Regions from separate parts of the Homo sapiens genome. Here regions 2 and 3 are each linked to region 1. Evidence: chromatin contacts called from ENCODE Hi-C or POLR2A ChIA-PET data. All regions are on one chromosome and are shown on one strand. The core of a region is the stretch at or near the end of the contact, and the rest is flanking DNA. Distances in the headings are between cores, read along the strand shown. Region 1 holds the start of LINC00243 (long intergenic non-protein coding RNA 243). Region 2 has its middle 32 kb from the start of MUC22. Region 3 holds the start of C6orf136 (chromosome 6 open reading frame 136).

What was found. A loop is a pair of places that touch in the nucleus more often than their neighbours do. ChIA-PET counts read pairs that join two places held with the same protein, here RNA polymerase II (POLR2A). Pooled maps may share reads with other maps.
Region 2: a loop to region 1 is called in a map of CD8-positive, alpha-beta T cell, with 33 times the contacts of the local background. The contact joins the enhancer-like site here to the promoter of LINC00243 in region 1. A Hi-C loop is called at or near these places in 3 of 168 maps with a recorded cell type or tissue (CD8-positive, alpha-beta T cell and K562) and 11 of 50 pooled maps. POLR2A ChIA-PET finds 5 or more read pairs at or near these places in 2 of 52 experiments (activated T-cell and activated naive CD4-positive, alpha-beta T cell).
Region 3: a pooled map shows a loop between it and region 1 (2.2-fold over the local background). The contact joins the promoter of C6orf136 here to the promoter of LINC00243 in region 1. A Hi-C loop is called at or near these places in 3 of 50 pooled maps. POLR2A ChIA-PET finds 5 or more read pairs at or near these places in 5 of 52 experiments (GM10248, H1, WTC11 and 2 more).

What each region holds. Positions count from the first base shown.
Region 1 is chr6:30,828,614-30,832,749 of GRCh38, reverse strand. LINC00243 (long intergenic non-protein coding RNA 243) reads left to right here and starts at 2,091. Exons shown (of 2, transcript NR_130726.1): 1 at 2,091-2,235. RefSeq lists enhancers at 3,145-4,044, 3,924-4,136.
Region 2 is chr6:31,040,860-31,044,995 of GRCh38, reverse strand. No RefSeq gene overlaps it. Among named protein-coding and RNA genes, the nearest start is that of MUC22, 32 kb to the right of the region's middle. Within about 2 kb of position 2,060, at least 2 of the 41 ENCODE cell types and tissues checked have a DNase peak (open chromatin) inside an H3K27ac peak, as active enhancers do.
Region 3 is chr6:30,645,285-30,649,420 of GRCh38, reverse strand. C6orf136 (chromosome 6 open reading frame 136) reads right to left here and starts at 2,288. Exons shown (of 6, transcript NM_001161376.2): 1 at 1,575-2,288. The coding sequence starts at 2,189. ATAT1 (alpha tubulin acetyltransferase 1) reads right to left here. Exons shown (of 13, transcript NM_001413067.1): 11 at 3,447-3,526; 12 at 3,312-3,354; 13 at 2,600-2,952. The coding sequence ends at 2,778.

The DNA.
Region 1 (4,136 bases), core at 842-3,341:
ACAATCTACTGAGTCCACAATGCTAATCTCACCTAGAAACACCCTCAGAGACACACCAAGAAATGTTATTTAATCTGGGCACCCTGTAGTGCAACACAATCAAATTGACACATAAAATTAATCATTGAATTTTATACCCTAAAAATCGCAACATCTAATCCATTTCCATTTTTGATGCAGATAAAAAATCCATGAGATCAGTTCAGGAAGCCATAAAAAGGTGATCAAAAAGAAGATGGAGTCAAGGAAGATGTCAAGCAGGAAAGAGCAGAAAGTCCTTTTTTTTTTTTTTTTTTTTTTGAAAGACAGAGTCTCATTTGTAGCCCAGGCTGGAATGCTGGAATGCAGTAGTGCGATCTCAGCTCACCTCCACCTCCCAGCCTCCAGGAAGGTGGGATTACAGGCATGTGCCACCACACCCGGCTAATTTTTGTATTTTTAGTAGAGATGGGGTTTCACCATGTTGGTCAGGCTGGTCTCGAACTCCCGACCTCAGGTGATCCATCCGCCTTGGCCTCCCAAAGTGCTGGGATTACAGGCGTGAGCCACTGCATCCAGCTACTTCTATCTTTTAAAAAAATGTTTTTATATAAATAAAACATACATACAGAGAAGTGCATTAATTTTAAATGTACAGCTCAAAGAACTTTCGCAAACAGCATATGCATGCAACCAGTGCCTAGATTAAGGAAAGGACATTCCCAGGATGCCAGGGGCCCCCTCCTGTGCCTTTTAGTTACTACCCTCCCCAAAGGACAACCTCTCTCCTCACTACTACCATTTTGCCTGGACCTGAGCTTTATATAAATGGAATCATACAATGTGCTCTTTCACAGCTGGCTTCTTTCACTCGACTTTATGTCTGCAGATTTGCCTGTTATCACATGCAGTTATAGGAACATTCATTTTCAGTGCTGAGAAATATTCCACTGCATGCATATGCCACAATTTTCCTCCCCTTTCTCCTGCTGAAGGCTATTTGGGTCATTCCCACTTTAGGCAGTGTGGGCTCCAGTGCTTCTCTATTGGGAGCAGCTCTGCTCCTCCTGTCCCTCAATGAGTGCCACTCACTGAGGACACCACGGAGAGTGTGACTGGGCACCACACAGTGCCCCCAACTCAGGGGCACCAGGTCCCCTTTGGCTCAAAGACGAAGCAAGACAGAGCTTTCTGTCTGACCCCACAAACCTGTCTGCCATTTCTGCCACCTCCCCAGGACTCAGCCCAGGGACCCCTTTCTCTAATACCCACAAATGTGCACATTGTTATTATGGCCCCTCTGCCCCACCAGCACAAGGGAACCCCTTTCTGTTGGAAGGTGAGGGGATGGTTGTTCTTAGTGTCCATTTCTCCTAAATACCTGGCCTATGTCATAAATCCTTTCAGTTCCCATGAGGTCTCATGTTTGAAATTTATGAGGCAGAAGATGCTGCTTGGCTCTGCTTTCTGCTGACTGCCCACCCTCCTACCCCAACTGCTAGAAGGGCTGGGGAGTGGGAGGGGAGGAGGGAGAGATACAGATGAAATAAATCAGAAGTTGTTTTTTTTTTTTTTTCTAGAGATGAGGTCTCTCTCTGTCACCCAGGTTGGAGTACAGTGGCAAAATTGCAGCTCACTGCAGCCTGGAACCCCTGGGCTCAAGTGATCCTCCTGCCTCAGCCTCCCAAGTACCTGAGATTACATGTGTGAGCCACCGCACCTGGCCAGAGAATATTTCAAAATGTTAGCCCTCCACATTTACAACGGAAAGGATTTGGACCAACCCACTTCTGCCATCTCTCTTGGGCAATGGACACTGATGGTTAGGGATGCCCTTACTTGTTCCCAGCGGGCTTCTCATACTCTAACAAACACACAGAAAGGCATCCAGCTCCACAGTGTCTCAGTCTGTGTCATTGGTTTGTCTGGGGCTCCAAATGTCCCACTTCTTCTGGGCATCCATTATCTTCCCTGGAATAGAGTGCAAAGGCCCCTCAGCTCAGTGGTCTTCCCTCAGAGCCTGGAAGCCCCTTCATTATGGTGGCTGGATACTTTCTTGAGATATTAACATGTGTTTTTTTGTTCTTCCTGTTTTGTCACTGTTCTACCCCATTCCAGGAAGCGTTTGCACATCCTGGCCCCAGAAGATTTTGCGTAGCCTCACCAAGAGAAGAAGTTGGAAAGAAAAAAAAAGAAGTTGGCAAGGCATCCAGAGGAGACCCCGCCAGCACCTGGGTTCTCTGCCAGGGGAGAGAGGTAAGCACACTGGACTGAAGGAGGCAAAAGCTGCTCAAGGGAGTGGGGGGTGGGGGGAGATTCCCAGATGCTGTGGAAGGGATGTGGTTTGGGGGTCCTTGGAGTAGTGAGGAGAAGCCCTGCTCCCACATAGAACCCCACACACACAACAGTGGGGATGGAGGGAGGTCAGGGATTCCAAAGGAAACTAGCTAAGAACCTTGGCCTTACTAACCACAAAGACTCCCATTCATATCAGCTGTGTCTGAAGGTCAGAGGCCCAGACTCTGAATGTTCTAGGCTGGGTCAGACCCCTGGGATGGTCACTGGACCCCATAGGAGAAGAGATAGGGGAGTCCCTAATAAAACTTCAATTACATTTCCTGCCTGCTTGGTCAGTGGATACTAAATGCAGATGACTTAGAAAAAGAAAGAATTGTGAGATGCTGTGGAGTCAACTCAATGTCATCATTAGCGTCTTCCTCTTCAGAGTCCTGTATCCCAGCGACGGAGCTCAAGGTTCAGACTAAAGGCTTCCTACCCCTGGCAAGGAGGTCTTTATAGTGGAGGTGAACGTTTACACACTACACTCTGAGAATTTTTTTTTTAAAGTAGCCTCTATTTTGTATGTCTTCTCATCCTGTTAGAGTAAGTAGCTAGTCAGGGATGAGCAGGGCAGGAGAGGGCGCCCCAGACACACACCCACAGGAATGTCAGGCAAACATCAGGTGAGGGTCAGGCAGTTGTTAACGGGCTCTCTAAAATAATTGGTCACAGCTGGCACCAGAGACAGGCAGTCTCCCAATAGAAACATCTGAAACTGGTGATCAGCAGTTTCCCAATAAGATCCCAGTAAGTGACCAAAGAGGCAAGAATTGAGGTTGCTGCAGACCCCTATGGATTTGCTGCCACTAACGATCCCTACTACTGCTGCTGGGGAGGAGGTTTTAATAGTATCTATTAATTAAAGATATCCCAGTCTCTTTTCTATCCTCCCTCCCCAAATACTGCTCGGTCCACCTCATGAGATTGTCCTGGGCCTTTTGAGACCCAGGCAATGGGAAGAGAAGGCCATGGAAGTGGACTGAGAATGCTGGGTGTCTAGATTAACTATGCTGCCCTCCGGAAGGCACCTCCAGTAGGATGCACAGCTGTGGCTATCAGCAAATTCCCCTTCCTCCTCTTGCAGGTGCCCTAGAGAACATGGATAGGGCTGCAGGTGGTTAATGGTTCAAAGACTACTCAGTGAAGACGCTGCCTGGGGGAACAGAGTGTGGCCACATCTAAGGAAAGAAGGTACAGGTGAACAGGAGAGGAGGTGAAGGAGAAGCGAGCAGGTGGGGGTTGCGGAGGGGCTGAGGAAGGTCAGGCAGAGCCAGGAGACCAATCCAGCTCCTTGGAAGGTAGCTCAGTTGACTCCTTACCATGTGGCATTTGTAAAAGGTGGACAGTAGAGGCCTGGGGCCAGAGAGAGGCTGGACCAGATTCCCACTGTAAAAATCTCCTTGCCAAGGTCCAGGTAGGGTGTCCTTAAGTCTGAATCTTGATCCCCATCGCTGGGATACAGGACTCTGAAAGAGGAAGATGCTAAATGACTGCATTTGGGGAGGGAAAGACACGCTCACTTCTCCCCAGCCCCAAGTTGCCCTGTGTTGCTGCCACACTACGTAACTACAGTCATAAACTATATTTGAAGCATGATGGAACCTGAACCATGGCAGTAGCTTAAGTTGACTACATTAACAGGGAAAGCTGAGTCATGATTCTATACTGAATATAAAAATTAAGTCAGATGTGCTCACTCACATGCACACAAATATTCTGGAAAGCTGAGATCCACAGCCCCAAGATGGGGAAAGGGCTCCCCCTGGTGGGATTGCCAGAGGTTCCCCCATGGAACTGCACGCCCCAGACCAAGCCAA
Region 2 (4,136 bases), core at 811-3,310, 210 kb before region 1:
GGGTGGCTGGTTGGCTCCACTGGAAATTTGGTTTTGTTCACCACTACCGCTACTATGAGTAATACTAGTGATAATAATAGTGGCTGTCATTTAAGAATGCTCACTATATTCCAGGCACTGTGCTAAGTGCCACATATAAATTAGTACTAAAATCCTTACAATACCTCCTTGAGATAGAAACTAATATTACCCCCATTTTATAGATAGGTAAATTGAGGTTTAGAGAAGTTAAGCAGCTAGTTCCAGGTCAGACAGTTAGTAGGTAGTGGAACAACGATTTAAATCAAGGCAGTCTGACCCCAGAGCCAGCCCCTAAAGCCCTTAACCCATGCATTATTCCATATCCCAGGTATGGGGGAGTTACAAGACCAGGGTTTACAGGGGATGGTGTTATTCTTTTAACTATTCATGATACTCTCCGACTAAAGAACGTAAGAGAAAAGTTGAAGGCCCATCAAGCTCCTCTCCAAACAGTATTGTGCCCTTCCTCTAGGGGGCAGATAATCAAGCGGAATCGGTTTGGGAGGGGACCATGATGTGCATTTTTACTACATCGGGTAATTCTTCTGAACACAAAAGTTTGGGGCTGGGCGCAGTGGCTCACACCTGTAATCCCAGCACTTTGGGAGGCCAAGACAGGAGGATCACTTGAGGCCAGGAGTCTCGACCAGCCTGGACAACATGGAGAAACCCTGTCTCTACTACACATACAAAAAAATTAGACAAGCATGGTGGTGCACACCTGTAATCCCAGCTACTCGGGAGGTTGAGGCACGAGAATCGCTTGAGCCTGGAAGGTGGAGGTTGCAATGAGCTGAGAGCACGCCACTGCACTCCAGCCTGGGCGACGGAGCAAGACTCTGTCTCAAAAAAAAAAAATAGTTTGGGAGCCACTGGTTTAAGGGACCCCAGATGGTCTTGACACATGGACTAGTAAAGAATCAGTCATGTCAGCTTGAAGAAATAAGATCTTCTGGGATTCAGGAAAGTGGCTCAGCTTTCTTGTTGGATCAGTTAGAGTTAAGGTGAGACTGAGCTTCTTTCCCTGTCATGCCTATTTTCTACCCTGTTCTGATTTTCCATCCCATTAACAACCAAGCCCTTGACCTCCCAGATCCCTATAGACCCTCTCCTCATCGATGGCCCTGTTCTCTCCCTGGATGTAGGTGCTGCCCTTCACCCTCCACATATGTTCTTGCCTTGGTGTTGTCTGGACTAACATAAGGATTGCCAATTTAGATTTGAGGGAAGAATCCCAAAACTGTGTGTCGATGCCTTAGGTTAGGGTCAGAGCCAAGAGAGAAACTAAGTGAGAAGTTGAGATGAAAAGCTGGCCTGTGGAGAGGGAATAGACTGGTTTTGTGTTGGTCAGGGGCATAAAACACAAGAGTCAAAGCCATGCTGGGGCAGATTCTAGAGAGAATTAAATCTGCGTGAGTGTGGAACAGCAATGTCTCATGAAGTGTTTAATTAGAGGCTAGATGACTGCTGTCAGAGACGCTGGAAATAGATCCCTGCCTATTACGGGTGGTCAGACACTAATTCAAGTTCTCTTCCAACTCTAATGCGCCTATATCTGGGAATGATGTATTATAGAGTAAATAGGTCCATCTTCTGGGCAGAAGAGTTGCCACTGAGAACAGAACGGAGGACAGATGCTGGGTTGCATTGGAGAGAAAGAAGCAAAATAATCATCCCTCCTGCCTTGAAGAGAATGGGGGCAACAAGGACAGAGTGTGTGTCCCAGAAGTTGTCAACACTTTCCCCAAACTCTACTCAAACTCCAAGATTATTCTCTTTTAAACAAAATCACTCACCATTTCCTAAAAGTAGAAGGAAGTGAAACAGCCAGCATGCAAGGGAAAATTGCTTTCTCTTTCTTTTGAGATAGTCTGCCTGTGTGAGGCTGGAAGGGAAGGCTCCTCCCTTAGTCCCGATGGGATTAAGCCTTAGAAGGGAAAGGCAGAAAATGAGAATCTTGAGGGTGGAGTCTCAAGGTGGAGATCTGAGGGCTGGACTACTAGGAATTCGGAACTCCAAAGAATAGGTCCTCAATCTGAAGAGAAGCACCGCTAGGGGGACCTGGGCTGCAGGGGAAGCTGGATGTCTGGTCCTTGATGTTCCTTCACAGAATGCCACCTCTTCTTTTTCTCTTTCAAAGAAGGCCTTTAGGGCGGGTACAGTGGCTCATGCCTGTAATCCCAGAACTTTGGGAGGCCAAGATAGGCAGATTACGAGGTCAGTAGTTCGAGACCAGCCTGGCCAACATAGTGAAACGCCATCACTACTAAAAATACAAAAATTAGCTTGGTGTGGTGGCACATGCCTGTAGTCCCAGTTGCTTGGGAGGCTGAGGCGGGAGAATCGCTTGAGCCCAGGAGGCAGAGGTTGCAGTGAGCTGAGACCACGCCATTGCACTCCAGCCTGGGCAACAGAGTGAGACTCCATCTCAAAAAAAAAAAAAAAAAAAAAGGAAGAAGAAGAAGGCCTTTAAAGCATCATCTGGACTGGGCAAGGCCTGGACATGTAGGCTGTTGTTCTTCCAGCTGTGAGCAGTGGCAGAATCCCCAAGCTTAGAGAGGAGGGTACAGCAGCCAGAAGGTAGGTGAGGGTGGAGGATGACTTAGTCCCATTAGGAAGGGCCTGGGGAGGAGTGGGAAGTGGAATAGTTCAAGGGCCTGGGCAACAGAGCAAGACCCTGTCTCAAAAAAACAGAAAACAGGCCGGGCACGGTGGCTCGCGCCTGTAATCCCAGCACTTTGGGAGGCTGAGGCGGGTGGATCACAAGGTCAGGAGATCGAGACCATCCTGGCTAACACAGTGAAACCCTGTCTCTACGAAAAATACAAAACAATTAGCAGGGCGTGGTGGCGGGCGCCTGTAGTCCCAGCTACTCGGGAGGCTGAGGCAGGAGAATGGCGTGAACCTGGGAAGCGGAGCTTGTAGTGAGCCGAGATCGCGCCACTGCACTCCAGCCTGGGTGACAGAGCGAGACTCAGTCTCAAACAAACAAACAGACAAACAAACAAAACAGAAAACAAAAAAACTCTCATGGAGTCTAGCCCCAGGTTTTTTTCATGACCTGCGAATGAAGGAACTGGAAGCCAATTACCCCGTTCCCATATTTGTTTTCTGCCGCTCCTTCAGTTGTCTTTGGGCTCTCTCTGTTGGCCTCAGCCAGAGTTGAAGCAAGCTTGGACTGTAAGCTCTCAGTCCCCAGGCAAACTGACAGTGTCCAAAGTGTAGGTACTTCCTTGATCATCTGGCTTGTCTGGCACACAGCACTGATGAGAAGACCTAGCTGAAGCTCCCCGGTGGAAAAGCTTCTATAAATTCTTCAAAAACAAAAGGGGAGCGCCTCTATCAAGGAGGATTAGAAGCAGGAGCATTCCTCTTTCCAGTGCCATCACTCTCCTTAGGTCCCCTGCAGCGTGTGTGCTGGTAAATGTTTAACAACTCACTTCTCGTGGTGCAAATGCACCCGCCAGAGCTGACTGCGTGTGACCAGCGTGAATCACTGTGTATAGAATGGGAAGCAATGGGCGGCACACCACCTTTTCGAGTGGTTTTATAAACATCTACTTCTTGTACTAAATCCTTTTATGCTTGAAATATCCAAAGTGGTTTCTGTTTTCATAAGTGAACTCTGACTGTTACAGTATTTGGTATAACAAGAGGTTTCAGAAAATTGACGTTCAAAGGTGGCAATCTGGGATTGGTTCCCTGACCCATTAGGCTTGAGGGCAGGGGCGACCTCATGCTAGTATAAAATGAAGTCTTTGTATTACACAGCAAAAGATAGAAAAAGTGACTTAAGTTATCACCTGTGGTGGTGCCTGGAATAAAGCAATTGTTGAAGGGAAGGGCCGGGAGCCCAGGTGGTCGCTGTGACAGATCGTGAAGCTGGGAGTGTTGACTGCCGGGACTGTGGGTGGCTGCACTGGGAGATTACAGGAAAAAAATGACCCCTCTGCTGCATCCTCAGTCAAGGCATTGCCAGCGAACACAGAGCTTTCTCTGAATATTCTAAAAGACATGCTTATCTCTCAAAGCCACAGGGACTATGTATGAAAAAACCAGACCCACAGTTTGATTCTGCAGATTGGAGAATTATATTCAACTTGCATTTATATCTT
Region 3 (4,136 bases), core at 1,039-3,538, 180 kb after region 1:
GATTCATCTCCATCTCTACTGAAAACAGGAGGAAACCATTTTATTTTATTATTTATTTTGAGATGGAGTCTCGCTCTGTTGCCAGGCTGGAGTGCAGTAGCACGATCTCAGCTCACTGCAACCTCCGCCTCCCGGGTTCAAGTGATTTTCCTGCCTCAGCCTCCTGAGTAGCTGGGACTACAGGCGCGCGCCACCATGCCCAGCTAGTTTTTGTATTTTTAGTAGAGACAGGATTTCACCATGTTAGCCAGGATGGTTTTCATCTCTTGACCTCGTGATCCACCCGCCTCTGCCTCCTAAAGTGCTGGGATTACAGGCGTGGGCCACCGCGCCCAGCCGAGCAAACTGTTTTATGTGACATAAATACCGGCACCTCCCAAAACCTAGCAGACATTTTACTTTTTTTTCTTTTTTTGAGACGAAGTCTCACCGTCGCCCAGGCTGGAGTGCATTGGCGCGAACTCGGGTCACTGCAACCGCCGCCTCCTGGGTTCAAGCCATTCTCCTGCCTCAGCCTCCCGAGTAGCTGGGATTACAGGCACCCTTCACCACGCCCGGCTAATTTTTGTATTTTTAGTTACAGATGGGGTTTCACCATGTTGGCCAGGCTGTTCTCGAACTCCTGACCTCAGGTAATCCGCCCACCTCGGCCTCCCAAAGTGCTGGGATTACAGGCGTGAGCCACCGTGCCCGGCCCAGTGTTGGAATCTTAAAGAAATGTGGCCGGGCGCGGTGGCTCACGCCTGTAATCCCAGCACTTTGGGAAGCCGAGGCGGGCGGATCACGAGGTCTAGGAGTTCGAGACCAGCCTGGCCAATATGGTGACACCCCATCTCTACTAAAGATACAAAACAATTAGCCGGGTGTGGTGGCGGGAGCCTGTAGTCCCAGCTACTCGGGAGGCTGAGGAAGGAGAATTGCTTGAACCCAGGAGACGGAGATTGCAGTGAGCCGAGATGGTGCCAATGCACTTCAGCCTGGGTGACGGAGCAAGACTCCATTTCAAAAAAAAAAAAAAAAAGATTCCAACACTGGGGGCAGTTTCACCTCTCTTATCGCAAGAATCATGTAATACATACTTGATGAGTTAACGAATAACAGGTTTTATTGTACTGTGGATTAAATGCTGTGGCCTGTACATCTCCATGATTAAGTGTGCGAGGCAAATGTACAGAGAAAAAAGAATATCCAGCTGAAGCTAGGAATCTGAATTCTATCATGTAACTTTAGGCATTCTCATTCCCTATGCCTCCGCTTCCTACAAATGTCCTATAAATGAGAACAATAAAGCCTCACTGGGTTATGAGGCCTATATGAAATAATGAATGTAAACAAAACGTAGCGACCTAGAAAGCAGTACATAAATGGAAGCTATTATCATTTCGGGCCCCTCTAATGACAGACACAACCTCAGGAGACAGTTAAAGGCTGGCCTTCACTCTCCTGGGTTTACCGACGTTGAAACTGCAAGGGGAGGTCACCCAAAGTTAGGCCTCACCCGAGTCCCTCCGCTCCCAAGGAACCCCCCAGGGGATCGTCTCACTGCAGGGAAGGCGGGCGGACCGCTCGGGTACCTCGGTCCCCGATGGTGTCCTAGAGGCGCCGTCTCTGCTGGGGGCGTGGCCATCTTGCCAGCCCGGGCGCAGGGGCCCGAACCGGGTGCACACTGGCCGGCCTTCCTGCCAGGACCGCTCTCCGAGTGCAAGACGGGCGGGCTGCTGAGGGCGCCCCGCGGGTCTGGTCTGGGCCGGGGAACTCCGGGACGGCGCCGCAGCAGGGCTACGAATCTCTCGGCCCCTGCCCTTCAAATCACCTCTAGGCACAGGTAACCGCGGAGAGTCGGGCGCAACGCAGACGCGCCCCGCTGCCTGGCCTTGACCCCGCCTGACCGCCCTCAAACCTGGGAGGACCGACGTCCTTGCGCGACAGGCCCGGCAGCGCCTCCCTCCCGCTCCCGCGACCCCTAGCCTGTCCACGCGCTGCAGGGCACAGGTGGGAAGGGGCGGCGGGTGTCTCTGCGCCTGCGCGGAACCCAGCGCGCGCTCCGCCCCACGCACCGGCTTTGAGGAGGGTCTCTCCCCGCCCCCTCTCCTCCCTCCCTCTTCTCCTCCGCTCACCTGGGGTCGAGCCTGGTAGGCGCGCAGGCAAGGGCCGAGACGCCGGGCCGCACCCCGGCTGGGCTGGTACATGATCTTCCGGGAGTGGAGAAGGAGCCTCCTGAGTCCGACCTCCGGCCTCCTCACAGGGGTGAGCGCGCCCCAGAGCCGGCTTCGTGAAGGGGAAAGGAGGCCGGGGCGGGGGGGTAGGGGGGGAAGGGGCTGAGGGAGGGAAACGGAGATGTCCCGCGCTTGCGCACTGCAGGCTCGAGGGAAGCGGCTGAAGCGCTCTGTCGGCTGTAAGCGCGCCTGCGCCCGCGGGCTCGGAGACTGCCTGAGTGCGCTTGCGCAAGTTACAGCCTCCCCCGCCCCCCCAAGCGCTGTATTCACAGCTGAGGCCTTTGAGCAAAAAGCTGAGCAAAAACAGGGCTGAAGGCTGAATGGGTGCAACGACAGTGAGGGGTGAGGCGGCTGAAATAATGAGTCAAATTTTTCAACAGCTCTTGTGATAAAAATAAATACTTTTATTGGTCTGGTTAAAAGATACAAATGACTTGAATCTGATAAGCCTGCTGAATGAATGAATGAATGAATGTATCCATCTATTATGAGGGTTGGGCTTTGGCTCTTTCCTGTAGTGAGGGAGAAATAATACTTTGAAGATGTTTGACGGGGCTGCGGTCACCAAGGCCTGGTGCTGCGACGTTCCTGCAGGTTTCGAATGAACCTGGCGTTGAGTATGTCCCCACCCACTGTCCAGGACTGGGCTGGCGGGGCCGGGGCCTGTGGAGGAGCTGTGTGCATGGGCTTCTCCCCAGACCCATCCTGTGACAAGGCCTGCTCCTCACTGGCAGACCTGGTAGGTGGGGAGATGGAGAGTGGGTTATAGGAATACTAAAGAGGAAATTAAGATTACAGACTCTTCAAGGTCTCGGGCCAGGTTTTAATGTAGGACACATGATGGGTATGAAGCTGGAACCATTAGTGCTATGTCCAAATTTAAAACCTCTCAGAGAATCCGTATTCCAAAGGGAAGTACCAGAGTTGAACCTGTGGGGGAAAGGGGCTTGCAGGATGTAAGGTAGAAGGAATTGTGGGAGGAGCTGGTGTCCAGTTCATACAATAAGATTTAAGAGTAGGAAGTGACTGAGAATGATGTTAGGAAGGGAGTCAGATGGTGGTGGGAGGCTGTTAGGGGAGGGGTTTAGACCTCACCTATTCTTTGTTTCCTGTTCTCCCTGCTTGGAGTCTTGGTTGCCTGTGGAAATATCAGGCATGTGAATGGGAAGGCAGGAGTAGACAGTGAATGTGGCCTACTTGATTTGAGGGTAGGGAGGAGTGAATACTTACCTGTATTGGGGGATGAGGAATTCACCCCCCCATGGCGGCTGTAGCAGCAGCTTTGGGCTACCAGACCTGGGGGAGTCCCCCTGTAGAAGAAATGGGAGATGATGGGGAGGAGGCTACTGGATGAAAGATGGGTGGGTATGGAGGAATCAGAGGAGAGGAGTAAAAGGAATAGCACAGGAACAAAGAGAAGGGGGTAATTATCATTCCTAACAGGTTTTAATCAAAGCTGTGCCCCAGAAAAGGGCGGGGGAAGTTCATTTTATACCCAAGATTTTCTGGAGTGCTTCTGATTTATTGCTCTATTCTTTCTAGTTGAGGTAATGTGTTAAATCTATGGCTAGGTGTGATCCAAATCATGTCAGAAGAACAGACTCACATGTGGTCAAAAATGTGTTGGATCGGGTACTCTGGTGTTTGGTTTGGAAAACAGGGTTACCTTAACTATAAGATTCCTTAGACCAGGCTGGGCGCGGTGGCTCAGGCTTGTAATCCCAGCACTTTGGGAGGCCAAGACGGGCAGATCACGTGATCAGGAGATCGAGACCAACCTGGCCAACATGGTGAAACCCTGTCTCTACTAAAAATACACAAACTAGCTGGGCACGGTGGTGCACTTCTGTAATCCCAGCTACTTGGGAGGCTAAGGCAGGAGAATCGCTTGAACCCAGGAGGCGGAGGTTGCAGTGAGCT